Regions from separate parts of the Homo sapiens genome. Here region 2 is linked to region 1. A link is an interaction called in ENCODE POLR2A ChIA-PET data of the cell type or tissue named here. Cell type or tissue: PC-3. All regions are shown on one strand. Each heading gives the region's core, and the rest is flanking DNA. Links, peaks and the distances in the headings are about the cores only.

The links. ChIA-PET counts read pairs that join two places held together with the same protein. Peaks named below come from ENCODE experiments on the same cell type or tissue, not always from the same donor. Only the 100,000 strongest peaks of a DNase experiment are listed, where the experiment ranks them.
Region 2: POLR2A ChIA-PET joins it to region 1 with 5 read pairs; 1 of 35 experiments calls an interaction of 5 or more read pairs at or near these places.

The regions. Positions count from the first base shown.
Region 1 is chr1:200,651,372-200,664,601 of GRCh38, forward strand. DDX59 (DEAD-box helicase 59) reads right to left here. Exons shown (of 8, transcript NM_001031725.6): 3 at 12,548-12,715; 4 at 7,656-7,745. Among named protein-coding and RNA genes, the nearest start is that of DDX59-AS1, 12 kb to the right of the region's middle. RefSeq lists an enhancer at 1,986-2,045. In PC-3, for the core only: no CTCF peak of the experiment used is centred there; DNase peaks (open chromatin) are centred at 3,510 and 8,040; H3K27ac peaks cover 749 bases.
Region 2 is chr1:201,115,471-201,132,107 of GRCh38, forward strand. ASCL5 (achaete-scute family bHLH transcription factor 5) reads right to left here and starts at 11,714. Exons shown (of 2, transcript NM_001270601.2): 1 at 11,614-11,714; 2 at 1-407. RefSeq lists enhancers at 1-303, 10,908-11,898, 11,899-12,889. In PC-3, for the core only: a CTCF peak has its summit at 11,429 (motif pointing right); DNase peaks (open chromatin) are centred at 11,491 and 11,861; H3K4me3 peaks cover 1,055 bases; H3K27ac peaks cover 462 bases.

The DNA of each region.
Region 1 (13,230 bases), core at 3,360-8,359:
GATTAAGTTATGAAGGCTCCACCCTTATGAATGGAATTAGTGCCCTTCTAAAAGAGGCTGGATGGAGCTCTGTGTGAGGATGCAGGAAGAGGGTGCTGATGCCATCTTTGAAGTAGAGAGCAGGCCCTCACCAGACACTGAATCAAGGCTACAGCTTTGATCCCCGACTTCCCAGCTTCAAGAACTGTGGGAAAAAGTTTCTGCTGTTTATAAATTACCCAGTCTAAGGTATTTTGTTATAGCACCAGGAGTGGACTAAGACAGGGGCTTTCACTTATATTTTTCTATACTGTTGGTTTGTTACAACCATGAATTACCAAGCAAACAAAAACATTTTTTTAAAGTTAGTGCTGCCAGCCGGGCACGGTGGCTCACACCTGTAATCCCAGCACTTTGGGAGGCCAAAGTGGGTGGATCACGAGGTCAGGAGATCGAGACCATCCTGGCTAACACGGTGAAACCCTGTCTCTACTAAAAATACAAAAAATTAGCCGGGCATGGTGGCGGGTGCCTATAGTTCCAGCTACTCGGGAGGCTGAGGCAGGAGGATGGCGTGAACCCGAGAGGCGGAGCTTGCAGTGAGCCGAGATCGTGCCAGTGCACTCCAGCCTGGGCTATAGAGTGAGCCTCCGTCTCAAAAAAAAAAAAAAAAAAAAAGATTAAGGCTATCTTCAGTTGCAAATACAATCCAGGTGTCTATAATTTGGGAACAATGAGGTATTTAATTCTTTTTTTTCCCCCTTCTGGGCCCTGATTCAGGATAATTCTTTTAAACTATTACGGCATGGGGGTGTTTGTTTTGAGACAGGGTCTTGCTGTCGCACAGGCTGTAGTGTAGTGGCATGATTCTAGCTTGCTGGAACCTTAAACTCCTGGGCTCAAGAGATCCTCCAGCTTCAGCCTTCTAAGCAGCTGGGACTATAGGTACAAGCCAGGGCACCCAGCTCAGCATTGTATTTTTAAGGGCCCACTAATGTGCTGTCATCCATATTAAAATTTGAATATTCATTTTAATATTATTCAGTGGAAAAAAGAATTGTCACCCAGGTTGGAGTGCAGTGGTGCCACCTTGGCTTACTGTGCAACCTCCTGGGCTCAAGCCAACCTCCCACCTCAGTTTTCCAAATAGCTAGGACTACAGGCACATGCCACCACACCCATCTAATTTTGTATTTTTAGTAGAGATGGGGTTTTGCTATGTTGCCCAGGCTCCACCCCCACTTTCTAACATGTCTTTAATGTGCACAAATTATTCAACAGATGTTATTCAAAATGCAGAGTGGGCCATAAAAAGCATTTTTTTTTTTTTTTTTTTTGAGACAGGGTCTTGCTCTGTCGCCAGGCTGGAGTGCAGGGGTGCAATCATGGCTCACTGCAACTTCTGCCTCCTGGGCTCAAGTGATCCTCCTGCCTCAGCCTCCTGAGTAGCTGGGACCACAGGTGTGACCACAGGCATGTGCCACCGTGCCCGGCTAATTTTTGGTATTTTTTTTTGCAGAGACTGGGTTTCCCCATGTTGCCCAGGCTGGTCTTGAACTACTGGCCTCAAGCAATCCTCTTGCCTTGACCTCCCAAAGTGCTGGGATTACAGGCGTGGGCCCCTGCACCCAGACATCTCCTCTCCTGATTTTTCTCCTCCCTCACTAGCTACTCTGAGCCTCCTTTCTCTTCTCTCAATCTCTATACATTGGGGAGCCCCATGGGCTGGGTCACAGGCTTCTTCTTTCCTCATCTGTGCTCTCTCCTCAGATAAGATCAACAAATTCCACGGCTCTGAATATCATGCATGCATCAAAGACTCTCAAAATCATATCTCAGGCCACAACTGCTTCCCCGAACTCAAGTGGTAGAAACTATCTGCCGACTTAACATCTCCACTTGGTTCCAACAGGCCCCTCAAATTCAACACATTCAAAACAGAAGTTTCTATTTCCTTTCTGCCAAACCCACTCCTGTCCCAGAACACATCTCAGGAAACAGCGCCATCAGAAACTCTTATTTCATCTGTTCTCTTTACCACTTGACACTGACTCCATTAATCATCCTGTCAACCCACTAGCATACCTCAGAGCTGGTCGCTTCTCCCAACTCATATTTGCAAGACTGCTCGCAATCCCGTCACCCCCATCCCATAACCAATTCTCAAGCAACCAGATAGATTCTTCTAAAATATAAATCAGATCTTCATCCTCCTCTGCTTAAACCCTCCAATGGTTTCCCATCACACTTAGAATAAAATCCAACTTCTAACCATGACCAAAAAGTCTTACAAGTTCTCATCTTTGTCCACTTCTCTGACTTCATCTCCAAGCACTCTCCCCTCACTGCTCGTGACTCTGCCACACCAGCCTTCCTTCTGTTCCCAAATACCTCATGCTTGCTTCCTTGTTGGCACCTGGCTGAAAGTCTTCCCTCCAGATGGATCTCCGCATGACCAGCTCCTTCTCATTCATATCTTAGCATAAATGTCATCTTCTCAGAGAGCTCTCCCTGACTACCAATCCAAGGTAACCCCCCTCCCCTCGTTGCCACTGCCGTATCGCCTTGTGTACATTTATCACAGCTACACGAGACAGTTTGTGTGTCTCATCTTCCACTGTATTCTCAAAACCAACAAGTGTGAGCACATGAAAAGCCCTAATGATATATTTTGTAAATAAATGAACACTAATTCTAAGCACTGAATAAGCACCTTCCTATGTCAGGCAACTTACTAGTCAGTGTGGCCCAAACCTCTCTGAAGATAAGAATCACCTGAAGGGCCGGGCGTGGTGGCTCAAGCCTGTAATCCCAGCACTTTGGGAGGCCGAGGCGGGCGGATCACGAGGTCAGGAGATCGAGACTATCCTGGCTAACACGGTGAAATCTCATCTCTACTAAAAATACAAAAAATTAGCCAGGCATGGTGGTGGGCGCCTGTAGTCCCAGCTACTCGGGAGGCTGAGGCAGGAGAATGGCATGAACCCAGGAGGCGGAGCTTGCAGTAAGCAGAGATTGCGCCACTGCACTCCAGCCTGGCGGGGAAAAAAAAAAAGAATTGCCTGAGGGGAAAAAAAACAAAAGGATCACCTGGAATGAGTTTGTAGAGATTCCTGGCTCCAACTCACACCTACTGAATCAGAATATCCAAGTGAGAGGTCTGGTCTCGTCTGATGGTCACTAAGCAAGCCAGGTGACTCCTATTATTAAGGAAACTTGGGCAAACACTGTGCTAAGAAAAAAATTTAAAAATCTATGCACAGTTCAACAGAGCAGAGAGAAACAAAGGCCTAAAATCTGACAGGGGGAGTGAGGGATTTCAGAGTTACTAAAAGATAAAGAAGGAAGAGCAGGTAGAAAGGATGGGAGAGAATTCCAGGCCAAAGGACAGGTATGACAGAAGACACGGAGGGTCGCAAAGCAGATCATTTCAAAGGAATTATCTGAGTTTTCACCTCTGACTATTTGCATCTTCATCCTCCTCTTGAAACAATGGTTCTCTCTTCTTCAAGGATATTATTCATTCTCAGTTCCTCTCTGGTGTCTCAAGCAGCTTTTTTACTGACTCATCTTCAGACTCCACAAGCCAGGCCCTTAGCCCTAGCCCCTGCCTCTGTTTCTGCTCATTTCTAACTTGCCTCCCTTAGAGAAACCATACGTTTCATGGATTCCGATGCCTATTTTATTTTTTAAAATTTTATCGGCAACCTCCTGAGCCAGAAAAGGCTCAGAGGGACTCCCCAATGCCTATTTTAGATCTTCAGAATACTACCCCTTAGTTCATCATTTGCAGGTAATTCACCATGTCTAAAGCCAAACTCAAACATTACTACCAAGACCCAGATTTGCTCATTTGTCCTTTTTAAAATTAAAGGCACAACTATAATTGATGGAGTCACCTCTCTTGCCTTCTTCTTCCTCTCTCATCCTCAGGCATCAGAAGACTCACAAGGGACTCCTCCGCTGCAACTCTCAGATTTGGCCTGTGACTCCTACTGCCTCCACCGTGTGACCCCTTACCCCTGTCTGGATTGCTGGCTGCTCTTAGATTCTTTCATTTCTCCTGTATCACGCAGCAGGGTAACCTCTTAAACCACTACTCAATAATTTAGAAAGCCTCACTGACTCCCACATCAAATCCAAATTCCTCTGCCTTCCTGTGCAGGCCCTCTATAATTTGGCCCCACCCTAACAACCCAATTTTACCTCCTATTATTTCTCAGGAAGAATTCTTCAAGCTGGTGGTCTCTTCTCTGCCCCCTGCACACATGCACTTGGACTTTCTGACTCTGCTTATGTTGGTCCCTTCACTTTGAAGAACTGATACATCCTCTAGTTTTCTCAATCTTTTTCCATCTTTTGAAGCCCAGGTCAAATCCCATTACCTCTAAGAAGCCATTTTTTGCAGTGCTAATATATTTACTCTCTCATTTCTCCTTCTGACCTTATTTCTTCTGAAAAATTGGCATCATATACAGTCCAATTTTTTTTTTTTTTGAGACGGAGTTTCACTCTTGTTGCCCAGGCTGGAGTGCAATGGCACGATCTTGGCTCACCGCAACCTCCACCTCCCGGGTTCAAGCGATTCTCTTGCCTCAGCCTCCTGAGTAGCTGGGATTACAGGCACGCGCCACCACGCCCAGCTAATTTTGTATTTTTAGTAAAGATGGGGTTTCTCCATGTTGGTCAGGCTGGTCTTGCACTCCTGACCTCAGGTGATCCGCCCACCTCGGCCTCCCAAAGTACTGGGATTACAGGCGTGAGCCAACGTGCCTGGCCATACAGTTCAATTTTTTCACTAGTATCTTCTATCAGCCATTGGCAAACTACAGCTCTGGGGACAAATTTAGACCTTTACCTGTTTTTGTAAATAATGTTTTATGGGAACCCCGTCACACCCATTCATCTTCATACCATCTACATTGGCCCCCAAAGCCTAAGATATTTACCATCTGGTCCTTTACAGAAAGTGTTTGCCAACCCCTGGCCTACATCATGTTAGTACTTTTGTATCTCTGTACATATGATAACGTTCTCGCCTTTACTTCAGTATATGTATCTTTTCTCTCTAACAAGATTTCAGCACCTTGTAGGCTTGAATGCTATTCAGAACTTCTCTGTGATGCCATCCAAACTTATCCAGAATTGGTCAATTTGTACCTAAATAATACTTCTGTACTGACTGCAGTTTCAGTATATAACTGATTATGTTTACCAGCTCATTTCCCCTCTAGATCACCCAGAAACCATATTCCTTAAATGCCAAGGAGCTGGGACACAGGCTGCACATACAGGCACTTGATAAATGTTTGCTGAATGAATACTTCCCTTGTACCATAATGGTGAGCACAGCACGAAAGTGTCCCATGAAGCCTTGTTAGTGGAAGAAAATGAAAATGCTGTAAAGAGAAGTGAGGATGAGGCCAAGTGCAGTGGCTCACGCCTGTAATCCCAACACTTTGGGAGGCCAAGGCAGGAGGATCACTTGAGCCCAGGAATTCAAGACCAGCCTGGGCAACATAGCAAGACCCCGTCTCTAAACAAATTTTAAAAACAAAGAGAGAAATGAGGATGAATGGAAACTAACCTTAAAATCCATATTAAGAATTACTTCTCAGGCCGGGTGCGGTGGCTCACACCTGTAATCCTACCACTTTGGGAGGCTAAGGTGAGCAGATCACTTGAGGCCAGGAATTTGAGACCAGCCTGGCCAACATGGTAAAACTCTGTCTCAACTAAAAATACAAAAATTAGCCAGGCTTGGTGGCACATGCCTGTAATCCCAGCTACTTGGGAGGCTGAGGCACAAAAATCACTTTGAGCCCAGATGGTAGAGGTGGCAGTGAGCCAAGATCGTGCCATTGTACTCCAGTCTGGGTGACAGAGGGAAACTGTCTACAAAAAAAAAAAAAAAAAAAAAAAATTACTTCTCTAGCTCATAAGATGGGGAGAATTTAAGAACATGGGGCTTATCAACAAAGGGAAGCCCAGTCATGTTCAGGGTGACAGTATTGTCTAATGATAATCAGATTTAGCAATGTCAGTTCTACCAAATGGCCACGCCAGAAAAATGCTGACTTTGCAGTAGCAGGACTCTTCAGTCTATAAGACATTTTTGGGCGGGTGCAGTGGCTCACACCTGTAATCCCAGCACCTTGGGAGGCCGAGATGGGCAGATCACAAGGTCAGGAGATTGAGACCATCCTGGCTAACACAGTGAAACCCCGTCTCTACTAAAAATACAAAAAATTAGCTGGGTATGGAGGCGGGCGCCTGTAGTCCCAGCTACTCGGGAGGCTGAGGCAGGAGAATGGCACAAACCTGGGAGGTGGAGCTTGCAGTGAGCCGAGATCACGCCACTGCACTCCAGCCTGGATGACAGAGCAAGACTCTGTCTCAAAAAAAAAAAAAAAAAAATTAGCTGGGCATGGTGGCAGGTGCCTGTAATCCCAGCTACTCAGGAGGCTGAGGCAGGAGAACCACTTGAACGCAGGAGGTGGAGGTTGCAGTGAGCTGAGATCACACCATTGCACTCCAGCCTAGGCAACAGGAGCTAAACACTGTCTCAAGAAAAAAAAAAGCCATTTTCACCATCATTCTTCATCCTTGCCATAGCTCTAGAAGATTAACCAGCTTGCCTAAGCTCTCATGGGAGGTGGAGTAAATGTTCAAATCTTGGTCTTGCGGGTACTGGCTATGTGTTCTATCCTACTGCTACTTACTGGGGCCCATGGAAGGCAGGCTAAGACACTATCCTGGTCAGCACCCAGCACCACGCATTTGTGATCACTGCTGGGTAACGCCAGGCCTCTGCTCTGTCACTGCTGGTGAGACATGTGGGAAGATGCATGTGCCCCGCAGGCAGAAATGGCACATGCCCAGGGTGGGCTGGCACATGGTCCTATGTTCCCATGGCAGAATATCACTGAGAAACAACACTTTTACTTCATCTTATTAAGTAGGCCAAAAGTATAAAAATGCCTCTATAGTATATGTAACATAGAAAATCAGGATCACAGATGCCTATGTCCACATAGAAAAAAAAAAAATTTAAAGGCCATCCTCTGGGCATGGTGGTTCATGCCTATAATCCCAGTACTTTGGGAGGCCAAGGCAGGAGGATCCCTTGAGCCCAGGAGTTCAAGACTAATCAGCCTGGGCAATATAGTGAGACCTATCTCTACAAAAACCAAATTAGCCAGGCATGGTGATGTGTGTGCCTGTAGTCCCAGCTACTCAGGAGGCTGAGGTGGGTGGATCACTTGAGTGTGGGAGGTTGAGGCTGCAGTGAGCTGTGTTTCCGTCACTGCACTCCAGCCTGGGTGACCTAAGCAACAGAGCAAGACCCTGTCTCATTACTTGACACTGACTATTTTTGTAAACAAATAATAGTAAGCATCAAATGCTTAAAAAAAAACAACTTACCATTGAGAATAGAGTACATATTGAATTTGTGTTTTCTGTCAATTAGGAAAAGACAGCTCTGGTTTAATTTTAGTGTAGTACACATTATGTTAGCTTCAGTGCTACACAGGAACCTGCTGCAATGCTTTAAAAGTCCCTGAGGTTTTTTTTGAGAGAGAGAAAAGGTACTGAACATACAATGAAATTATATAACTATACTTTCCATAAATTGTGTAAAATCATGTAACTGTTTTTTAAATACCACTACTTACTTCATCTACTACCACAATCTTTACACCACAGAGTTCTACAGAGCTCTGCTTTATTATATCCAGAAGTCGCCCAGGGGTTGCTATGATAACCTAAATAAAAGAGAAAAAGCAAATTAAAAAAATCAGTAATAGCTATTTTCATTCATTCATTCCATATTGATTGAGCAACTAATATGTACCAGACACTGTGTTAAGCACCCAGAATTCAGTGATGAATAAGCCAGACATAGTCTCTGCTCTCATGAAACTTGTAATACAAAGGAAGAAACAGATAAAACCAGAAAGTACTCATGAGATAAATACACTAAGCCATAACTGGAGGGACCTATCCAGTCCTACCCAACACACAGGTCAAACCTAAAGGATGAGTGGGCATGAGCAAGGTGAGGAGTGATTAAGGAGAAAAGTATCTGTGACATTCCTGAGGCTGGGAGGCCAGTGAAGTTTCTAAATGGTAAGGAATGGGGAGAATGGGGCAGGCTGAGGCAGGCACCAAGGCACCAGGAAGGACCTTGTAGGCAGTTTGATTGCTATGGTTCTATAAACAAGTGAAAATTCCGTAACATCTTTGGGCTTTTTATTTCATTTTTAAATTAAGAGGTTGGGCAAAGTGATTTCTAAGGTTGCTTAAGGCTCTTAATAATTTTATAACATGTTAGTGGCTAACAATGGGGGCTTTTTGTTGTTGTTGTTGATATAATCTCGCTCTGTCACCCAGCAGGGAGTGCGTGGCTCACTGTAGCCTCAACTTCCCCAGCTCCAGGGGTCTTCCTGCCTCAGCCTCCCATGTAACTAGGATTACAGGCATGCCACCACACCTGGCTAATTTTTTGTTTTTTTGCAGAGACAAGGTCTCTATGCTACCCAGGCTGGTCTCAAACTCCTGGGCTCAAGTAATCCTCCCGCCTTGGCCTCCCAAAGTGCTGGGATTACAAGTGTAAGCTACTGCATTCAGCTTATTTTTACCTTTTTTTAAACAAGAAGGAAAAATGCTTTAATACCAATCACATCTCCCCTGTGCTTCTAAGCTACTGTTGGCCAGTATTTAACTTCTATTGTATTTTGAAACCTACAGGTTGTTCATTATGATTACTGTTTCATTCAATGTTTCCTGAGATTTACCCACATGCTTACTATTTTCCTTGGCCACCATTATTTCTTCCATCCCACACCCTCCTTTCTGGCACAATCTTCTTTATCTGTAGACTACCTTAGTTTTAAAGTTCTCTTACATGGTGTACTGGTATTAACTTTCTCAGTTTTGTTTATCTGAAAAGCTTTTTATGTTGTCCTTGCTCTTGGAGGGCAACTTTGCTGAACAGAGGTTTTGGTTATGTTTTCTCAGAGGGCACCTGGGAGAGAGCTCAGGCTGGTGAGAGGGGTGGGAGTGACAGGTGGGCAAGCAGGAGCCTCCACAGAAAGGCGGCCCTGCATGGGGTGCTGCAGCCTGAGGGGCTGAGGAGAGTGCAGGGTGGAGTCTGGTGAGGAGGGCATCGCTGTGGGCAGGGCGGTGCTGATGGCGGGAGGTAGGCTACATAGAGGAGGATTGGTCAAATAAATAAACAAATACATAAATGAAAATGAGTGGCAGGTTTCTGTCAGTTACAAACATGAATGAATCCTGTTGCATTGAATTGGAATTGGAAGTATCAACATGAACTCATAGTCTCATGGTTTCTAATAAATATAGATACAGAAAAACACACACTTAGATATACAGCTGACCCTTGAACAACATGGATTTCAACTGTGTGAGTCCACTGAAACATACCAATTTCAACCAAACACGGACCAACAATACTCGAGTTCAGCAGGGCCAACTGCAAGATTCAAGTCTGCAAAGATTTTGGTACATACGCAGGGGATCCTGGAACCAATCCCTGGCAGACGCCCAGCGATGACTGTATTCCCTAGCTCTATCCACTGGGAAGTCCTAGAAGCAGTGATAGTCCAATAGCAATCAACGCACATAGCCCAGATCTTTCTTTTTAAATACTATCCTCTAGTAAAATAAACCAGGGCTCCTTGGAGAAGGCATGATTCCAGGGCTGGGGCAGGGAAAGAAAAATGTAAGTATGGAACATCTTCTTTAGATAGAAGGTAAGGAAGACTCAAAGAATGATGGAGATCTGAACAAAGGACATAGAAACCAACTTGAAGGTGCTTCCACTGGCCAGATAGAGATCAACTGGAGTATCAAAACAAATAATGATAATAGATTGTAAACCTTTGAATAACAGGAAGCTGTGAGTCCATACAGATATAAATAAATATATAAATAAATTCAAAGTGTGGTGAAGAATGAGAAATTTACATTTCAAAGTACACCTCAAAGTACTCTCCCCAAAATATTTACTAAACTCAAAGGGGAAAAAAATAAACTTGACAATTACTTTACAGATCCTATCACTAGGAAAAGGACATACTGATACTCTGTGCAACCTAAAAGGATGCAATGAAAAAAACAAAGCATCTCTTCTGTGATATTCCTGTCAAAGACATGTAACTTGAATCTAATCAAATGAGGGATGTTCTTCAAAGTAAGTGGCTTGTAAACCTTAAAAGGGCCAAGATTATGAGGAAAAAAGGAAAGATGGAAGAGCTGTTTCAAATTGAAGGAGATGACAAAGACACAACAACTAAATGCAACATGTGATTCTGAACTGGATTCTTGTGCTATAAAAAGTGATGGAACAATTATAAAAATGTGAATGGGGACTGAGGAGTAGATGATACCAATATTAATTCCTGATGTAATCTACTCTATCAACGTGATACTGTTTGGATCTGTGTCCCCACCCAAATTGCATGTCGAACTGTAATCCCCAATGTTGGAGGTGGGATCTGGAGGGAGGTGATTGGATCATGGGGGCTATTTCTCATGGTTTAACACCCTTCCCCTTGGTGCTGTCATCATGATAGTTCTTGTGAGATCTAGTTGTTTAAAAGTGTGTAGCACCTCCCCACTCTCTTTCTTCCTCCTGCTCTGGCCACGTGAAGCTCCTCGCACCCCCTCTGCCTTCTGCCATGATTGGAAGCTTCCTGAGGCCTCCTTAGAGGCAGAAGCCACTATGCTTCCTGTACAGCCTGCAGAACCATGAGCCAATTAAAGTTCTTTTCTTTATAAATTAGTCTCAGGTATTTCTTTATAGCAGTGCAAGCATGGACTAATACACAATGTTAATTTCCTGATTCCATAATTGTATTACAGTTATGTAAGATAATGTCCTTGTTTGTAGCAATCATACTGTAAAGTATATGGGGGTGATAGGGCATCAAGTCAGCAAGTTACTTCCAGAAGGTTTGGGAGGAAAAAAAAGTTCCATTTACTGTACTTACCACCTTTCTTTAAGTTTGAGATTGTTTTTTTAAAAAATGTGTGCTTTGGGAGGCCGAGGCAGGTGGATCACCTGAGCTCAGGAGTTTGAGACCAGCCTGGCCAACATGGTGAAATCCCATCTCTACTAAAAATACAAAAACTTAGCTGGGCATGGTGGTGGGCGCCTGTAGTCCCAGCTACTCTGGAGGCTGAGGCAGAAGAATCGCTTGAACCTGGGAGACGGAGGTTGCAGTGAGCAGAGGTTGCACCACTGCACTCCAGCCTGGGCAACTAGAGACTAACACCAATACATTAACATATATTTTTTTAAGAATTGGAATGCAAGCTTAGTTTAAAAGCTGTTAGAAGTTTGCAGCTACTTATGCGTTTGAATTATAATGTTATCCATTCGTTGCAATGAAAATAAATTTAAGGCAGAGGTTGATATGAGACTGCAGTTAAACTCCATTAACCCAACTTCAAATTTGATGCCCATCAAAAGTACTTGTATTGTTTACTTTATAAATATATACTGCTGAACTTATAATTTGGCATTAATATCACCTTTGTCTGTTTTATATACTGGAGGTCCACCTTAAAAAATCACTGATCCAATATCCCATTAATTATCAACCTGTAATTTCTTAAAACAACATTTTACAGGCTTTAAATCTGTCAGATAAATCTGATTTGACCTTCAAAAGATTCCAACATGAAAGGCTGATATTCACCCATAGAAGCTGTCGAATACTGCAGGAGCTTCATCCCAGCTGGTACTGCTGCCCCAGCCCCCTGAGTGCCCTTCCCCAACTCCCTGCCAACCCAGCTTGTCCCCTGGGTCGCCAGGGCCGCCCTACCACCCTAGTTAACTAAACAGTTAATGCCCAGAACACCAAGGGGCCCCGAGGACCCAGCTCCTGCACCAAAGCTGCAGTCTATTTTGATTGGTCAGCATCTGTGCCAAACCTTCCATTAAACATTTTTATTTTAAAGGCAGGTATCTTCAGCCACCCATTCAAACTCAAGAAAACTGAAGCCCACAGAAGTGAAGTAACTTATCTATGGCCATACAGCTACCAAGTTTCAAAGCTAGAATCAGACCACATTGCTTTTACATACTTTTACATACCAGAAAATACAGACTACGCATAACAGCATGGCTAAGGAAGGAGGAAAGACAGGTAAATTAAGGGTCAATTTTGGCAACTATTATTTATTAGCTATAGATCCTTAGATAAACTCCACCTTTCTGAGATTCAACTTCTCAACTATAAAAGATGGACTAAGGATTATGCCAACCCACCTTCAGAAGTAAATGTGATGCTTAAATGAGATAATGCATGTCAGAACATTCAACAGCCTTTGGCATATAATGGGCACTCAATAAATTGTGCTTCTTTCCCTTCCTATATAAAACAAACTAAAAAAAAAAAAAAAACCTAAGGCTTACTTGGTAAGAATTTAAAGGCTCTCTAAAATCATACTTTTAAAAATTCTTCAAGGGGAAAAAAAACACTAGTTCCTGTATTGCTTACAAAACTTTTCAAAGACATTGTATCAAATCAGTGCTTACCTTAACATGTTGTTGCAGACGATAAAGCTGTGGGGGTAAGGGTAAGCCCCCTACAAGAAGCACAGTTTTCATGCGTGGCAGGCCACTCATCAATTCTTTAGCTTGTCTCTCTATCTGAATGGCTAACTCTCTGGTTGGTGTAAGAATGAGCGCAGATGGAGTTTTGCTCTGCAAAGATGTGAAAAACAAGTTTAAAAACACCAGCAATTAATTCCTGCTGATATGAACTAAATCTTCACAAGGATTCCAGGAACATGGCCCCTTTAAAGTGTTCCCAACTGGGTATGAGTCCTCCTGCCTTCTGCTTACTGCAGACTTTTTTCCTCCAAAACCATCATAAATTAAACCCATTTCTTACATAACACAGAATACAATGAAAGATCAAAATGGGGCTGGGGAGAGGTGTCCACAGTAACCAAGGTGAGAAAACTGAAGGTTTGCTCCTAGTTTATTGGACCCTGTAATCTACAGTCATCCTCCCCTGAAGAGAGAACCCAATAGTCACCATGCAGATCTGGTCAAAGCTGGCATGCTACCCTTGGTCTTTCCCTCTTAGCTCTCTTGTGGATTCACTTCTTTCTTTGTCCATATAACTTACATATATACCCATATCCTATTTCGGGCTTTATGGCTCTATTTTGGTCTTCCAGCATGCGTGACCTATATTTTAAACAATCTAGCAC
Region 2 (16,637 bases), core at 8,929-13,928, 470 kb after region 1:
CAGCAGCTCTTGGGTACCAGGACTTGCTAGGGCCTCTTTTCGCCCTTTAGGGTGGCTTCCAATGACTCCCTAACAAGAGCCATCGCCCTAGACAAGTGTGGCCCCTCTCAGGAGGTCGGTGCACGCCTTCTCAGAGCCAGCCCATGGCGCCGCGGAACTCTGAGGGCCCGCACCCCGTTCCGCAGCACCCATGGGCATGGCCACAGACCCGCCCACCCTGCCTCTTGCTGCCACCCAACATGGGCACCTCAGGCCTAAACCACGGGCTCCATGTCCTCCACACCCACCCCAGCGCCTGGTCCTTGGTCCTCGCGGCCTTCGGGATCCCCGGGCTGTCCGGGGTCCCCAAACTGATGGCTGCTGTTAGGAGTGCGCCAGCTCAGTGGAGGGAGTCCCCGGGAACATTTCTAAAGAAGAGGAGAGGAGAGTGAACATATCAGTTAGGAAAGACCTGTATTATGGGCTTCTTTGTATCATCCCCACCCGCAAACGGGATTGTAAGCCTCATGAGGAGAGGCGGTTGGCTACTGAAGGGGCACAGATCTGGGTTAAAATCTTGTGTCCACTCCTTAATAGTCGGGTGACCACTCTGAGTCGTGGTTTCCATAACGGAAGGGCAAGGGAAACATCCTTGACAGGAAATTAATAAGATATGAGAATCAAATGTGAAAAAATATATGCAAAAAACACCTCCTAAAGGTCATAGCTTATAAAAATGCCCAGTTTTGTCATGTCCCTTGAGACTGGGGGATTAAGTCTCATCACTGATCCCTTCCGGGGTCTTACATCTAGAAGCGGGTCTGAGACTGCTTATTGGATTAGCAGCAGCAGCCATCAGCCAATGAGGGAAGCCAACTCTTTATGGAAAGGAATGCCTCTTTGATAACAAGGTAGGTGTTGCTGGTCCATTCAAAGCCCTCTGCCTGGCAGAGACAGTCATCAAAGCCTTCCCTGCCCCAGTCCCTGTGGTCTGGGATACACCCTCTCACCCCACCCTGGGTTTCTCCATGGCACCTAATGGAGCTGTCTATTCTTTCACCTGTATGCCCTGAGCCTAGCCCAGCCCCTGTTGAGTATTAGATGCTCCACAAATACATGTGGAATAACAGAGAGAGGATTAGGCAGAAAGCTGGGTTTGTCAGGGTGGGACTGATTACACGTAGCCTTTCATAGGCTTTAGGAAGTTGTTATTTCAGAAATAATTGGTGTGTGTTGAGTTTAGGTGCCACCAAGCTTCATTGCATGTGGTTATCAGATCCAAGTTAGGTGCCATTTTGTCTAGGAAGCCTCTCTGATCGCACTCCCCCCTCTTGTGTGTGTCTACAGTGTTCCATAAGTGCCATCTTAGCACTTATCACACTACTCTATTATTTTTTCCCTCTTCATAAAAGATGATCAGGACTTAGCGAGTGAGTGAGTGATGGGCAGCATGACACCTTGGCCACTGGGCACGGCCTCTCCAAGAGACAGAAAGGAGCTAGCTCTCTCCCTGACAGGAGGAGGTGGTGGCAAACTCAGATTCCCGAGAATGTCTCCTTCTGCACCCTCTCACCTCTGTCCTTTTTGCAGGCCCTGAGTCTGTTTCCAGCTAGCTTTGTCCTCCACACTAAATGAGGACCAAGAAAAATCAACAATGATTCTAAGCGTCATGGAGACTTAGGTATGCTCTCAAAAGTGAAACCAGGCCGGGCATGGTGGCTCACGCCTGTAGTCCCAGCACTTTGGGAGGCTGAGGTGGGCAGATCACTTGAGGACAGGAGTTCGAGACCAGCCTGGCCAACATGATGAAACCCTGTCTCTACTAAAAATACAAAAACTAGCTGGGTGGAATGGTGGGTGCCTGTAATCCCAGCTAATTGGGAGGCTGAGACAGAAGAATCGCCTGAACCTGGGAGGTGGAGGGTGCAGTGAACCAAGATCATGCCACTGCATTCCAGCCTGGATGACAGAGCAAGACTCCATTAAAAAAAAAAGAGTGAAACCAAATGTCTGAGAATTCAGGACAAATTCACATATCCCTCCCCTTCTCAGTGGCCTTCAAAGCCTCCCCGTTGCTTTCAAGAGAAGGTTCTAGAAAATGTCTCCCAAACAGACCTTCAGATCTCTCAGGTCAATCTTCTCTGGAACTCTTTGCTTTCCGGATCTCACACTTGGCTTGTGCTGGCTCCGGTCCTGGGGGCCCTCTCTACATCTCTCTGCTTTACCCAGAGTCCTGCCATCCTTGATTCCAGCTCCTGCCCATCCTGACTGCCTGAGCGCTCCGGCTTCCAACATGGGTTGTGCATTCTAAGATGGCACATTCTCTTTAAGGTTGTGCATTCTATGTCTTCAACCAGAATGTAAGCAGTCGGAAGGCAGGGGCTAGGGCTTTTATTTCTCAGGTAACACCTATCAGTCCCTTGCTCAAAATGATTTTCTAGCGGTTCTCTTTTATTGTACAAATTTGGGATCCAGACTACACTCTCCCATATGATCCCTGTCTATTCATATTTGACTTAATTATTTAAATTTAATTTGATAGGGGTCAGAAGTTTATGACAATTTTAACAAGTACAACTTACTATTTGTTCATGTTGATTTAATATTCATAACTTATTTATTTTCCTCATATACTATTTACCTTTTTTCATACAACAATTCAGAAAGGTGATTCAAACAAGAAACTTCACAGCAGGACTATGTATTTCTTAAGCCAATTCTGTCTTTACTGTTAGAAAAGAACTGATAAGCCAGGCGAGGTGGCTCATGCCTGTAATCCCGGCACTTTGTGAGGCCAAGGAGGGAGGATCACTTGAGCCCAGGAGTTTGAGACCAGCCTGAGCAACATGGCAAAACCCTGTCTCTACAAAAAATTAAAAAAATTAGCAGGGTTTGGTGGCATGTGCCTGTGGTCTCAGCTACTCAGGGGGAGGCTGAGTAGGGGAGGATGGCTTAAGCCCAGGAGGCAGATGTTGCAGTGAGCTGAGGCTGCACCACTGCACTCCAGCCTGGGCAACAGAGCAAGACCCTGTCTCAAGAAAAAAAAAAAAAAAGAGAACTCATAACCTATCTGCAAGATACCATAGGGGGGTACACAGCTGCAAGGGAATTGTGTTCTGCATCTATCACTGAATACCAGAAGCTGAGGAACACAGTGTAGCATATGACCATTAAGCGGCGTGATTTTCATTCAGTAAATATGTACAGAGGGTCCTGGATATCCTGGGACTGCTCTAGGTACTAGGATAGAACAGCAAACAAACATTGTAGTGAAATAATAATAATAATGATAATCATAGCTACACTTATTATTCATGATGTGCAAGACCTCATGCTAAGAGCCTGATGTGAATCATCTCATTTAATTTTCACGCCATCCTTGAGAGGTAGGTGCTAATATTGTCTGGTTTTACGGGTGAGAAACTTGAGGCACATGAAGGGTAAGTCACTTTTTAAAGGCCCACTGTTAGGAATTCATGAACTAATAAAGGTTAATCCACCACCTCAGTTTCCCACCTCTTCCCTCAGTATTTCTACTAGTGGCTTCTCATCTGATCAAAGGAACAGAGAGGTTTACACTGACCTAACAAAAGGATCTTAGTAAATTATTCCTGCTGGAGAGGAATTACAATTATAATGATAATTCCTGGAGGGGATGTCCCGCTGAAGATTCCAATTATAATGCTGTTATTTAGCTTCTGCTAAGAGAAGAACTAAAGGTCACCCCGGTCATCTTTTGGGAGGGTAGCACCCCCTTGAAGATGTGTTTGGAGGGTGGCCCATGGAGTTCTGCTGCTGGGAAGATACAGACTGGAGTATCATCAGACTGAGTCAAGCAGCAGGAGCCCCCTTGCCTGAGCTTAGAAAACCTGAGCAAAGGCCCCAGGAGGATCTATCAGTAGCAGGGAACCTACTCATCGGCTAAGTTCATGGGACTGGGCAGAACCAGCTATCAATAGCGCCACGGTGTGGTGGTGAGACGCAGTGGCGGCAACAGATTGATGAAATTCGCATCCCGACCCCACGGGTGTCGAAGTCATCACTTCCTGTGACAGCTCCCTTTGGGGACTGTGGGTCCCTAGGTCTCCTGGAAAATTCAGGGTAAGAGAAGACCCCTTAGGAAAAGCTACTGAGTTTTCTGTCAACATCTACTAATTTTCTCCCTGTGTTTGTGAAGCAATTCGTATCACTTAAACTTTCACTATGTACACATACATAAAATATGTATTAATACAATTAGATGTATTTTGTTGTTTTGAATTAAAAATAGCAGTTGCATCAGCATTAGGCAACTTACTAGATAAAAATGTGACTCTGAAACAGTGGAAGAGCTTTTCCTCTACTCTTAGCCCCCATGGTGACTGCTGAAAGAGCTAGTTGAGTGAACCCATTGATTGCATTGAGTAGGCACAGACTATTAGTTGCAGGCAATGCTGTCCACCTTTTTAAGGGGCCCTGGTTCCTCTCTGGGACCAGAGCCACTCCTTGCCCTCAGCAACCCCATTCATTACCAGCTGTACTCTAGTTTACTTTGCCCTGGGAAGCAGCCGAGCAGATGTGCTTGGCAGGAAGTAACTGCTGTTCCTCCCCAGAGCTTTCTTCGTGGTGCAAGCTACACTGAGCTGTTAGGCCTGCAGTCTACGCTCAGTTGTACCATGTACAGTTAGTTTGTTTAGGGCCAGCTATCATCAATTATTGTGCAAAGAACTTTCTAATCCTCAAATCTGACTTGCACCAGAGAGGGCGTATTGTCAGCGGGGGTCTCCTGGGCCTCCTTTGCAATACCTTGCCAATTCTAATTGTGTAGCACTAGTGTTTGCCCCACCAATATTAGCCCCTTGTTGTCCCTATTGCCAGAGGATCTCACTGTCCACACCCCTGGGGATGGCACATTATCATAACTTGCTGTTAATGGTTTCATACTCATCCCCTGCCCATCTCTCCCAGGCCTCTCCCTGGTGCTCAATGTTCACCAGGGCCCTGTCTCCCCACCCTCCTCAGCCTTATACTCTGCATGGGCAACAGGCAACCTGAGGGCCCTCTCCCCAGGGCTCTTCCTGTCACTGCCCCCAACCCAGGCTGTAAACTGTGAGCCCAAGAACTCTGGTCTTATCCTTCTTTGAGACACACAGTACACGCTCAGTTAAGTGTTTGTTGATTGACACTGGTGGGAAGCCCTGGGGAGGCAAAGGCAGATGTGAACTTTGAAGAAGCAGACAACATAATTCTACCTTTCAGGCTTTCCTCATTGTCTTTAGCAGGACTGGAACCAGAGTTGGGGGTCTGAGGTCAGGAATTGGCTGAACATGTCTCTTTCAACAGGGAACCCATGGCTCTGAAGGAAGTATTGGGGAAAGTGATTCCATAGTCTTCTTCTTCTCCTACCACTCTGAGAGATTTCTGAGAGTTGACCAGTCCATAATGCTGCTTTTGGGCAGCAACAGGGAGACTGCTTCCATAGCCTCCCCTCTACCCACTGCCGCCAAAAACTGGGAACATTTGTAAGGAAGCCCCAAGGACTCAGAATGACAGAACTCATTAGCTTTGTGGAATCCTCACTCATTCCCCTGCCTCCAGGCAAGGTGGTTGCTAAAACCTTTCCCCTAAGGGCTGCATAATTTGAGAAATGCAGCTCCCCGCATTTCCCTCCTTGGATACCCACATTAGCGTTGGCCCTTGGAGGGCATGTTAGCATCAGAGGCCCTGGGAAGCCCTGCAGGTAAAGAAACCTGTTTGTATTTAACCCCCAAATTCCCAATGGAACCACAGAACACTTAAAAAATGGTCTTAAGCCCACTAACATCAAATAGAATACACTTCAGGAAATTCTGCCTTTAAATCTTCAGGGTAAATGTATTTTTTTAAGAAACAAATAGGGGCTGGTGTGTGGCTCACACCTGTAATCCCAGCACTTTCGGAGGCCGAGGTGGGGGGATCGCTTGAGCCCAGGAATTTGTGACCAGCTTGGGAACCTTGTGCTTCTAGTCTTGTTTAAGTCTTACTCACCGCTACATTTTCCTTTAGGAATTCAGTTTTGTGTGTGGTTTCCAATAGGGTTCTGTTTTAATTTTGTAGACCAATAATTAGCAGTGTCGATTTATTTAGCATTCATTAAGCAGGCCATCTTTTTATCACTAACTTGAAAAAAATCTCTCATTAAATATTGTATTCATCTTTCATTAGGTTCTGCATACTTTAGTAGAGACCCTATCTCTACTAAAAATAAAAACGGTTAACTGGATGTGGTGATGCATGCCTGTAGTCCCGGCTACTCAGGAGGCTGAGGTGGGAGGATCAGTTGAGCTCAGGAGGTGGAGGCTGCAGTGAGCTGTGATTGCAGCACTGCACCCAGCTGGGTGACAGACTCAGACCCTGTCTCAAAAAAAAAAACCCCAAAACAACAACAAAAACCCAAATAGGAAATCTTACAATCTCCCTTGGGGGGTCTGTCACATAACCTGTACATATTTCTAGAAGGATAACCTCACCACCCCCACCATATACATAGTGAACACTCCAGACCACATATTCAACATAAGCAATCCTTTCAGAATCTTGACGGGTATAGTTTCAACACTGATGGGAGAAGGGGCAGCCAGGCCCTGTGACCATGAGCCCACATGGCACCTTGCTGGGTTAGAAAATGATGCTTCATGCTCTGGGTGGGTGTTGTGCAGGCGGGATTCCAGCCCCACTTGCCCCCTTAGCCTGCACTGAATGAGGAAGTACTATCCATGGGCCCCAGAGCCTGCTTAGCCCCTCACGCTGCCCTCCACGCCATCCTCCCTGCCTCAGGTTTGGAAACCTCTGTTGCTCCGCAGCAACCTGGCTGCATCCAGTTTCACAAAGAGAAAAGCTCACAGAGCTTTGACATGGGCTGACCAAGCCAAGTCCTCAATGTGGCATCACTTTGCTGAGAGTCTTAAAGAAGAGAAACAGGGTGGAGAAGGATGGGCTCGCGTGGATTAGGTGCCCTCTGATGCTTGGTGCTTTGCGGCGTGCTCTGCTTTCCTTATCCCATGCTATCCTCACACCTGAGAGAAGGTATTACTGTTCCTGTTTACAAAAGAGGAAACAGGCTCAGAGAGGCTAAGAGAGCTGCTCAGGGTCACACAGCCGATTGAATTTACCAGGGTCTCATTGGGTTGATATGAGGACTTTCTTGGCCGGGCAGCGGTCCCCACCTTTTTTATGAGTAATGATTGTTACAGGATCTCCTGGGGGTGGAGCTGGGTGAGGAATTTAGTCCTTCCCAGTTCCCTGAATATAACCAGGCATTTGCAATGCTGTGGAGTTATGGGAAGATGTTCCCAGAGGCAACCACCCCACTGCTAAACCCTGAGCACGGGCTTTAGATTAAACTGGCCGGGATGAATCCTGGCGCTGCTCTTACTGGCTAAGTAGCTTTAGGCCAGTTACTGACTTCTATAAGCCTGTTGCCTCATCTGAAAAGTGAAGGTAATAATACCTACCTTAGAGGTTACTGTAAAGACAAAGGTAATGTATGTGAGCCACGTGGCACCTAAAAGCAATTGAATTAATGGTAGCTCTTATTGCCGTTAAGGGACGGGTGACCTTCAGAAAAGCTCCCAGAAGCTCTAGGACCCTTGGATGTGGCTAAGAGAAGCCCAGGACGGCAGGTGCCCCACCAATATTGTTCCACCAATGCTTACACCCAGTAGCTTCCCACAGTCACATCTGTCCTGAGTCTAAAAGGAAAATTCTATGCATTAAATGTCCGATTTTTCCCCTCCAATCTTTGAATGAAAAGGGTAACTGAATTCAAATAATTCTAATAAATTGAATTTATTCAACCGTGTGTTCTATCGCCTGTCAATCCACCTACCAAATAACATCTCCTGAGCTCCTTCAAGGAATCCTTCTGTGGGCTGGGGACCCAGCAGAGGACAACCTCAACTGCTGCCCTCAGTTTAGTAGAAGAAAAAAGGACTGCATCTTAGTGCCCACACATGCCTAGCACTTACCTATATGCCAGCCGCTGTTCTAAGTGTGCTACAAAACTCTCATTACAGCCTTATGATGTCAGGACTGATGGTATCCCCAACTTACAGATGAGAAGAACAAGGCAAAGAGTGGTTAAGCAAATTGCCGCAGGTCACACAGCTGATAAATGTTGACCTGGGATTCAAGGGATCCTTTCTACACTCTGGGACTGGGGCATCGTCATCCTGTCCAGGAATGAGTCTTTCTTAGCCCAGAAGAATAAGACTCAGATTCAGAAGAAAGTCCATTCCCTACATTACTCCTACTACCCCACCCCACCCAAGGGGAGGAGGAAGAGTCTATGGCTCAGGAGCCCGACACCTGGACTCTTGTCCCAAAGCCACCAATAAGTGCTAATGTGACTCTTCACAAATCTTACCATCAGATAAAACTGCTCCGTACTTTGCCTTTCGGGGAGTAGAAATACCTTCTGAGGAGTCCAACAACCTCATTGGGGGTGGGTTTTGGGGTTGCAGAAGGGAAAGGTGAGACCCTGGCCAAAATTGTGACTAGGAACCCAGTATTTAACTTGCTCTCTCTGGCTGAAGTGACTCACACTGCTGTGCAAATGCAAGTTACTGCAATTCCTGTTCTCATCATTGGTTACACACATAGGTGCTCAAGAGTGTTTCTGAATGCTTATGATTAATCAATGTTAATTTCAAAGAAGACAAAGAGGAAGGAAAATCATCCTATAGACACAGTGAAGTCATGGTCAGAATGAACCAGGCGGTTCTGCAGATGAAATCAGTTTGAATCCCAGAAATTCAAGCTGTGCCTGAGCCTCCCTTGATGAGGAACAGTCAGCCTCAGAGCTGGGTTCACAGGCTAGGAAGCTAGGGAGGCTGGGGTTGAGGGGTGGGTACCATGGAAGCTGCCCCCAAGGGTGCTGCCTGCCAGCCTCTGCCCTCTGAACCACACACCCATCGTCATTGTTGTCTCCTCCCTGGCCCTACTGCCCTAGGCTCCAGTGCCAAGCTCAAGCAGAGTCATGCCCTGGGGCCCATATTATTGCCAACTCAGGGGAACAGAGGAAAAAGGATTCTCACTCCTTTCTCTACAAAAAGGAGTATCCCTTGTAGGTGACGGCTATTTCATGGGGGAAAAAAAGCCCTTAGGGGCCACAGAACAAAAGTTTGAGGGTTCCCAAGGAAGATGGGTCTGGTGGCCTCTGCAGATCATATTAATAGATCCAGAGAATTCGTAGGTGGGAAGTGACTGCAGCTGCAGGGCTGGAGGGGAGACGGTGCCCGTAATGAGGGAAGGAGATTCATGAACCAACATTGTTCAGCACTTGTGATACTTCACACTCTGGATCTCATTCGAGCCTCAGGGTGTCCTTGTGAAGTGGGTGTCTGCAGCCCCCACTCCACAGGAGGGACCGAGGCCAGGAGAGCCTGGACCTGTGGCCAGGGTAGACCATGGCCCTGGTTCTCCACTGCCCCCACCCCAGTTTCCCCTCCTGGTGGCTGAGGCCCTCGCAGCTCCCTCTGTGTGCAGGCTGTCACTGGGATTCTCCAACCTGTCTCATGCATGCGGTTACCTGTATTTTAGAGGGAACTGGGGCTCTCTGAACTTGTCATACGTTGGCTTACGACCAGGGACTCTGGAGCCAGCCAGATGTGTCTGAGAATCCTGGCTTTGCCACTTCCCAGCTATATGACTTTGAGCAGGCCTATTCCATTTCCTCTTCTGTAGGCTGGGGAGAGTAACAGCACTCACTTCCTAAGGTTACTGTGAAGTTCAAGGAGATCGTGCATGAAAACACGCTGGCACGCTTCGTGGCTGGGAAGTGCTCAGTAATCAACAGCTGTTCACACTCCCAGGCCCGGCATCTAGGTTCCCAGCAGTCTGCCATCCTTCTCTCCAACATTCTTTTCCCCCATATCCCCAAATCAGCCCTCAGCTTCAGCGTGAACATAACTCTCTTCTCTCAAGCAGCCTCTGCGTTCTCCCCTCTAGCCCATGTTCACAGAGTTGCTCCTTTCCGGGAGAATTAGCCCCTTGCCTTTCCACTCATCCAACTCCTACTTCTGGAAGCTGTTTGGGTCTTTCTTTGTCCACAGAGCTTTACTACCCTCTCCTGTTTCTGCTCTTTCTCCTTCTCCCTGAATCCTAAAGCCTTGGTGCGTTGCTCTCAGTGGTCATAGTTCATTGGCGTGCCCTCGCCTTGCTGTTCACCTTGCTGTGCATTTGTGTCTTGCTCTTTCAAGGAGCAGGAGTTCCTTGAAGGGCAGGAACCTCATGCTCCCTCTGTATCCTGCGGGCCCAGCCCTGCCCCTGACACATAGGAGGTGTCCAAGAAGTAGCCTGATGTGGAGGGGTAATTGAATTGCTGCTGGATGAATGGCAATTGAATGGGCACAGGTGAGTGTCACCAGTCCATGACTGTTATAGCAAAGCAGGTGGTCTCACGAGCCGTGTCACCTTCCTTTAATGTCTGTGGTAGAGCAGCGATGCAGAGGTCTGAGCCTGAAAATACAAAACTCATCCATCCAAACTGCCTCCTCGGGGAGCAGGATAAAAAGCACAGGCACTGAGTGGGAGGAAATGCTGTGTTCTAACGGGGACAGAATCTTGGCTCACACCGTAGGGAAGGAGACTGTTATTTACTAGGCACCTTACCATGTGCTAGCAATTTATTTATTTAATCTCTTCAAGTTCCCTTAGCTCTTTTAAAGTTAATTTTTTTTTTTTTAAGTAACAGGATCTCACCTTGTCATGTGGGCTGGAGAGCAGTGGGACGATCATAGCTCACTGTAAACTTGAACTCCTGGGTCCAAGTAATCCTCCTGCCTCAGCCTCCTGATTATAGCTACACACCACCATGCTGGGTTGTTAAAAATTTTTTTGTAGAGACAGAATCTTGAACTTCTGGCTTCAAGTGATCCTCCCGCCTCAGCCTGCTGAGTGGCTGAGATTACAGGCATGAGCCACTGTGTCCCGCCCTCCCTTAAATCACTTTCTATTCCCATTTTACAGATGGGGAAACTGAGGCTCAGCAAGCTTAAGTGAGTTTAAGGGGGATCATATTTTTAGTAAATAGCATGATTAAAAACAACAAAAATATTTATATAACATTTATTCTATGCCAAGTACTAGTCTAAGCACTTTACCCATTTGATTCTCACATAGTGCTGTGAGCCATATACTATTATTAACCCACTTAACAGGTGAAGGGACAGAGACCTAGATATGCAAATGGCCTGTGGTCCCACAACAATTAAGTAATGGAGCTAGGGTGTGAGCCCGGGCCATCTCTCCTGTGGCCAGGCCCTTCACCACTGCTCTGCACCTCCTGAGCCTGCTCCCAAGTTCAGACCCAGGCCTAGCTCTCCTCCTGCCTAGACCCTTCACGACGAGCAAGTCCATGGGAAAATGCCCGCTCAGTGGCAATGTCCTTGGCAGCACAGCTGATCTCGCCTTCTCCCAGCACTGGTGGGTGCCGTAACCCCAGCCAGCAGGTGGCTTGGCTCTGTTTTCCTTTCCTTTGGGTAGGAAAGCCATCAGGGGTGACTAAGCCCTGAGTAAACAGTGTTCCTGGCCTCCCTCCTCCAGGCCGGGTGGGGCTATCACTATTTCAGGATCAAACTCGGGCACATCCCTCAGCCACCACCTTCGCACGGTTACCTCTCTGGGTTTGTTCCTCCGGCAGCGCTTATCCTGATCAGTGGCTCTTGAACCTCCTGGGGGGACTGCGGAATCTCCGGGGCTGCCCGCCTGCCCAGCAGCACCTTCAGCAGCCTCTGGCCGGGCTTTCCTGCCACAGCACCGGGAGCCAGGTACACTTTACCTGATTCAACTTCAAACGGCAACACACCCAGAAGGGGAGGGAGGAGGGGCGGCAGGGGGTGGGGGCTCCTCTGATCTGGGATCAGCTCCCAAGAAGGAGAGAGGGCCACTCCTGGCCTCCTGTGATTGGCTGCCCTGAGTCTGGGCAAGTGACATGCAGCTCTGGGCTGGAGCCTAGGAGGAGTGGGGATGCTGTCCTCTAGGGCGCTGCCCTGCTGAGAGCCAAGGGAGGGGGATGCATCTGGCCCAGCTGGCAGGGAGCCTCAGATAGCCTCTGGATGGAAGTCCATACAGCAGGAGGGACTTGAATTAGCGCGTAGGAAATGCGTCGTGAGCGTGAAGGGCAAGAGACCAGGAACACGCAGGGAGTCTCTTTTTATGGGGGAAGTCCTTATGGTCAGGAGAAGACAACACTCTCTCTGGAGTGGCTTTCATGATACCAGTTTGGGGGTGGGGACTGTCAGGTGATCACTGGGCACTCCAGGGGTTGAACCGGGGACTAGGAGGGCTGCAGTGGCTCTCCAGGGACACAGTGCAGGGCTGGGGGGCACTCGCACCGCCAGCCTCCACCAGGGACTGCAGGGTAGCTGCACCGCACATGCACAAAGCTGCCTGAAGCCAGAGCTGGAGGGGCCCGTGGAGGTCACCAAGGCCATCCTCCCCAGTGGCCAGCTGAGGAAAGTGGCACCCAGAGAGGAAAGAGGTGTGCCCAGGGATACGCGGCCCACTAGATGAGCCTCCGGCAAGGCGAAGGCCCAGCTCTGTGTGGTGAGGCCTGCGGCTCTAGGGAGGAGGCCTGTGCTGGGAGCTGGGAGGCCTGTGCTGGGAGCTGGGAGACCTGCGTTCTAGCTTCTGCTTCCCCACCCTCCCACCCTCACTCCACATCGAACTCTACATTGTTTCTCTGCAGACAGAAAAAGCCTAGGGACTAGGCTGAGGTGCCAACAGGGACCTCTCTCGGTAGCCGTGGGGAGGCCCTCCTTTCCGCCACACAGTCACGTATTAGGAATGACAGACAACCACAGCCACTCAGCACTCACTACATGCCAGGCCCTGCTCCCTACACACTCACACACACTTATCCCTCGTCACACCCCATGAGAGAAGTTACTATTCTCATGTTTTAGTTGGGGAAATGGAGACAGATTGATTTGCCCAAGGTCACACAGCTAGGAAAAGTCAGGGCTGGGAATGAACCCTTGCGGTCTAGCCTCCCGGCCGACACTCCTGGCCACTGCACCACAGTGTCCTTCCCTGTGTGGATCCATTCAGGACCTGGTCTGAGCTGCCCTCTCACCACTGCAGCAGCAGAGCCTTGGGCAAACCCTCTCTTCACGCTTTTCAGCCCCAGTCGGTCAACACGCAGAGTGACATCTAGAGATTCTGTAGTGTACAGATGCAAGATCTGAAGGTCCCTTAGAGAGCGATTGGTTCAGGGCACCCAAACTGGCATCGTCAGCACACAGCTGCTTCCGTGGTTTCTGCCATTTATAGCATCATTTGTACTCGCTGTTTTCCTAATGATTTTCTTTATATATGCTCACTCCCCGACCCCTTTTTACTTGTCGTTAGCATTAATATCCACAAAATTGTGAGATGTATGTGCCAATTATGTTTTTTTCTAATACACATTAACGTAATTACATAACTACTACAGTAAAAAGTGTACTTCTGGGTACCACCTAAAATCGCCTCGCGTGTGTACACCGTGCTTTGCGAGACCACGGGCTAGTTTAATGTGCTCTATCCGGAGAGGATATCTGGAGAGGCTGAGGCTCAGAGAGGAGGCCTGCCCTGCCCGAGGTCACACAGCGAATAGCAGCGGAGCCAGGGTCAGGGGTCCCGACTCCCAGCCTGGAGCCTTGGCCTCCGTGTCCACCTGGAGGCAGGAATCAGAGGAGCCCCCAAACCTTCAAGAGCTCAGGCGCCCTCAGAGCCAGCACTGCCTGCAGCCTTGGCTCCATGCTCAGTTCCACGCCTCAGGGCAGGGGAGCCGGAGGAGAAGTCGCCCCACCTGGAAGTGTGGAGTTGGACCTCAACAAGGGTGGGATCTAGCTGAGGGGTCAGGGTTTTCTGGAGCCTAAAGCGCCCCTGGTAACACTGAGTAGGAAGTCCCTGTTGAATCTGCAGAACCTTGACTTGATGGCTGGAGGTTATGTGGTGATAGTAATAATAGTGACGTGACCAAGAACAGCCGACACTTGCTGAGCGCTTACACTGCAGAACTCTTCTAAGTGCTTTATACACATTCACAATGCACTCCCTCCGACAACCCAACACAGTCAGTAGTTGTAGCCTCATTTTGCAGTGAGGAAACAGAGCATATAGAGTTTGAATATTTACTCTAAGCTGCCTACCTAGTAAGTGGCAGTTAGGATTTATGCCCAGGGTACTGGGCTCAGTGTTCGTGCTCTTAGCCACGCCACTTAATTTACTCGGTGGAAGATTGGTCATTTAGGGAGCTTTAGGCCCCAGCACCTCATTTGTTGAGGATTTACTACAGGCTAGGCCCTGAGGCCTGGTATTATTAGAGATGAGGAAACCGGCTCAAAAGGGGTTCAGGCATTGCCAAGGGGCAGAGCTGGGTTGAGAACCCAGGTGGCTTCCGGCTTTCGGACCACACTCTGTCCACGGCACCTACTGACTCCCTGCAGCCACACAGGCACTGCCTGTGCAGTGGGAAACACATGCTCCAGTGTTAGACAGTAAATGTTGGCTTGGGGCATCCCCCCTCTACCGCTTCCATCACTTCTTCAAGCTCAGCTCCCGCCTCATCCCCTAGGGCAGGGCCTGAGCTGTGGGAGCTGGTGGGGAGATGAGGCAGCTCCTACCAAGGACACAGAGCCTCATGGGGCAGCCTGGGATTCACTGCCTGCCTGGTACTCAAGACCCCACACCCACTTAGGTGTGCACACATCTGGAGGATCTTTCCAATTCCCTCACTTCCAAGACTCCTGCCAATTGGTTCTGAGGCTAAAGGCCAGAGGAGCAGACATGGCCTTGAGGCCCTACAGGTCTCAATAAAGAACTCACGCCTTAGGAAATGGGGAGCCCCTGATGGCTCTGAAGGAGGGAAGTGACCTGGTCTGATTAAAAGCATACTCTCTGGCACTCCTGACAAGAACCGCAGTATCTGGTGAGAAATGGGGAAGACTGGGACAGTGGTAACAGGGGCTGAGGGGAGGGGACAGATTTGAGGACTATTTGGAGGTAAAGTTGGTGGGACGTTGTGAGTGATTGTACAAGAGAAGAATCAAGAATTGATGACCTTCAGGTTTCTGGCCTGAACAACTTGGTGGGTGGTGGTACCACCAGTTAAGAATATAAAAGAAGCCACCAGGCGCGGTGGCTCACAGCTGTAATCCCGGCACTTTGGGAGGCTGAGGCAGGCGGATCACTTGAGATCAGGAGTTCAAGACCAGCCTGGCCAACATGGTGAGACCCTGTCTCTACTAAAAATACAAAAATTAGCCAGGTGTGGTGGCACGTGCCTGTAGTCCCAGTTACTCCGGAGGCTAAGGCAGGGAATCACTTGAACCTGGGAGGTGGAGGTTGCAGTGAACCAAGATCGTGTCATTGCACTCCAGCCTGGGCAACAGAGCCAGACTCTGTCTCAAAAAATATATATATAACATATATTATTTTATATTATATATAATGTATATTATAAATATTATATATAACATCTATATTATTTTATAATATATAATTGGCTTATTTTATATATAAATATATATTACACATGTATATATTATATTATATAATCATGTATACATATATTATATATTTACATATAATTACATAATTTTATATATTAAATATATATTAAACATATGTACTATATATAATAAAATTATAATTTATATATTGTATCTATATATAATTGTATATAGATACAATATATAAATTGTATATAGATACAATATATAAATATATATTATATATAAAATAAGCCAATTTCAGGACAAAGATGAGTTTAATCTTGGTCTTGGGGTGCTCAGGGGCACAGTCCAACTATGCAGCTTGGGGGCTGGTTAGGGCTCAGCTCAGGGGCTGGTTAGGGCCGGGCTAGAGATAGAGATGAATAAACGCCATGAAACTGCAAAACAGAATAAACTTCCAAAGAGAGTACTTAGAAATTAAATTTTAGATAGAGCCAAGTAGGCTGAGCATGGAAGCCTGGGAAACCAACATTCATGGGGACAGGAAGGGACAGTCAGAAAGGCTCAAGAGGTCAGGTCCCAGAAGCCAAGTGAAGAGTGTTATGGAGGGAGGATCAACACCACCAAATATAGCAGAGAGGGCCAGAAGGACAAGAACCAAAGACACCCTCTGGGCCTGGCGCTCCCAGAGCCAGCTGTGACCTTGCTGAGCGCAGTTTCAGAGGAGCGTGGAGGGCAAGGTCAGTTGGCAGGGGGTGAATGACCGAGTGCACAGAGACAGGGAGGAGACTCCACTGTAGTCAGGGGTGGACCTGGAGCCCCTGGAAGGTTCTCAGGACAAAGACTTGAGCATGTTACCAGGCTGAGGAGAAGTGCCAGTAAATAGGGTAAGGTTGGAGAAATGATGGCGGTCCCAGGCAGTATTGGGCAGGGGGGATTGGAGAAATGGAGGTCCCAGACAGTATTGGGGGTTGGAGAAATGATGGAAATACCATGCAGTATGGGGTGGGCGGTTGGCTTTGAACAGGAACACACTATCCCCAAGGCTGTAGCAAAGGCAGTCAGGATGAGTATGAATGAAGAATGATTTAACAATGGGGCTGAGTTAAGAAATCACTCCATTTTCTTGAAGTCATAAGCAAGATTTTCTAGGGAAGGGAGACGGGGAGACAGGAAGGTTGTCTAGTGGCCTCAAGAGTG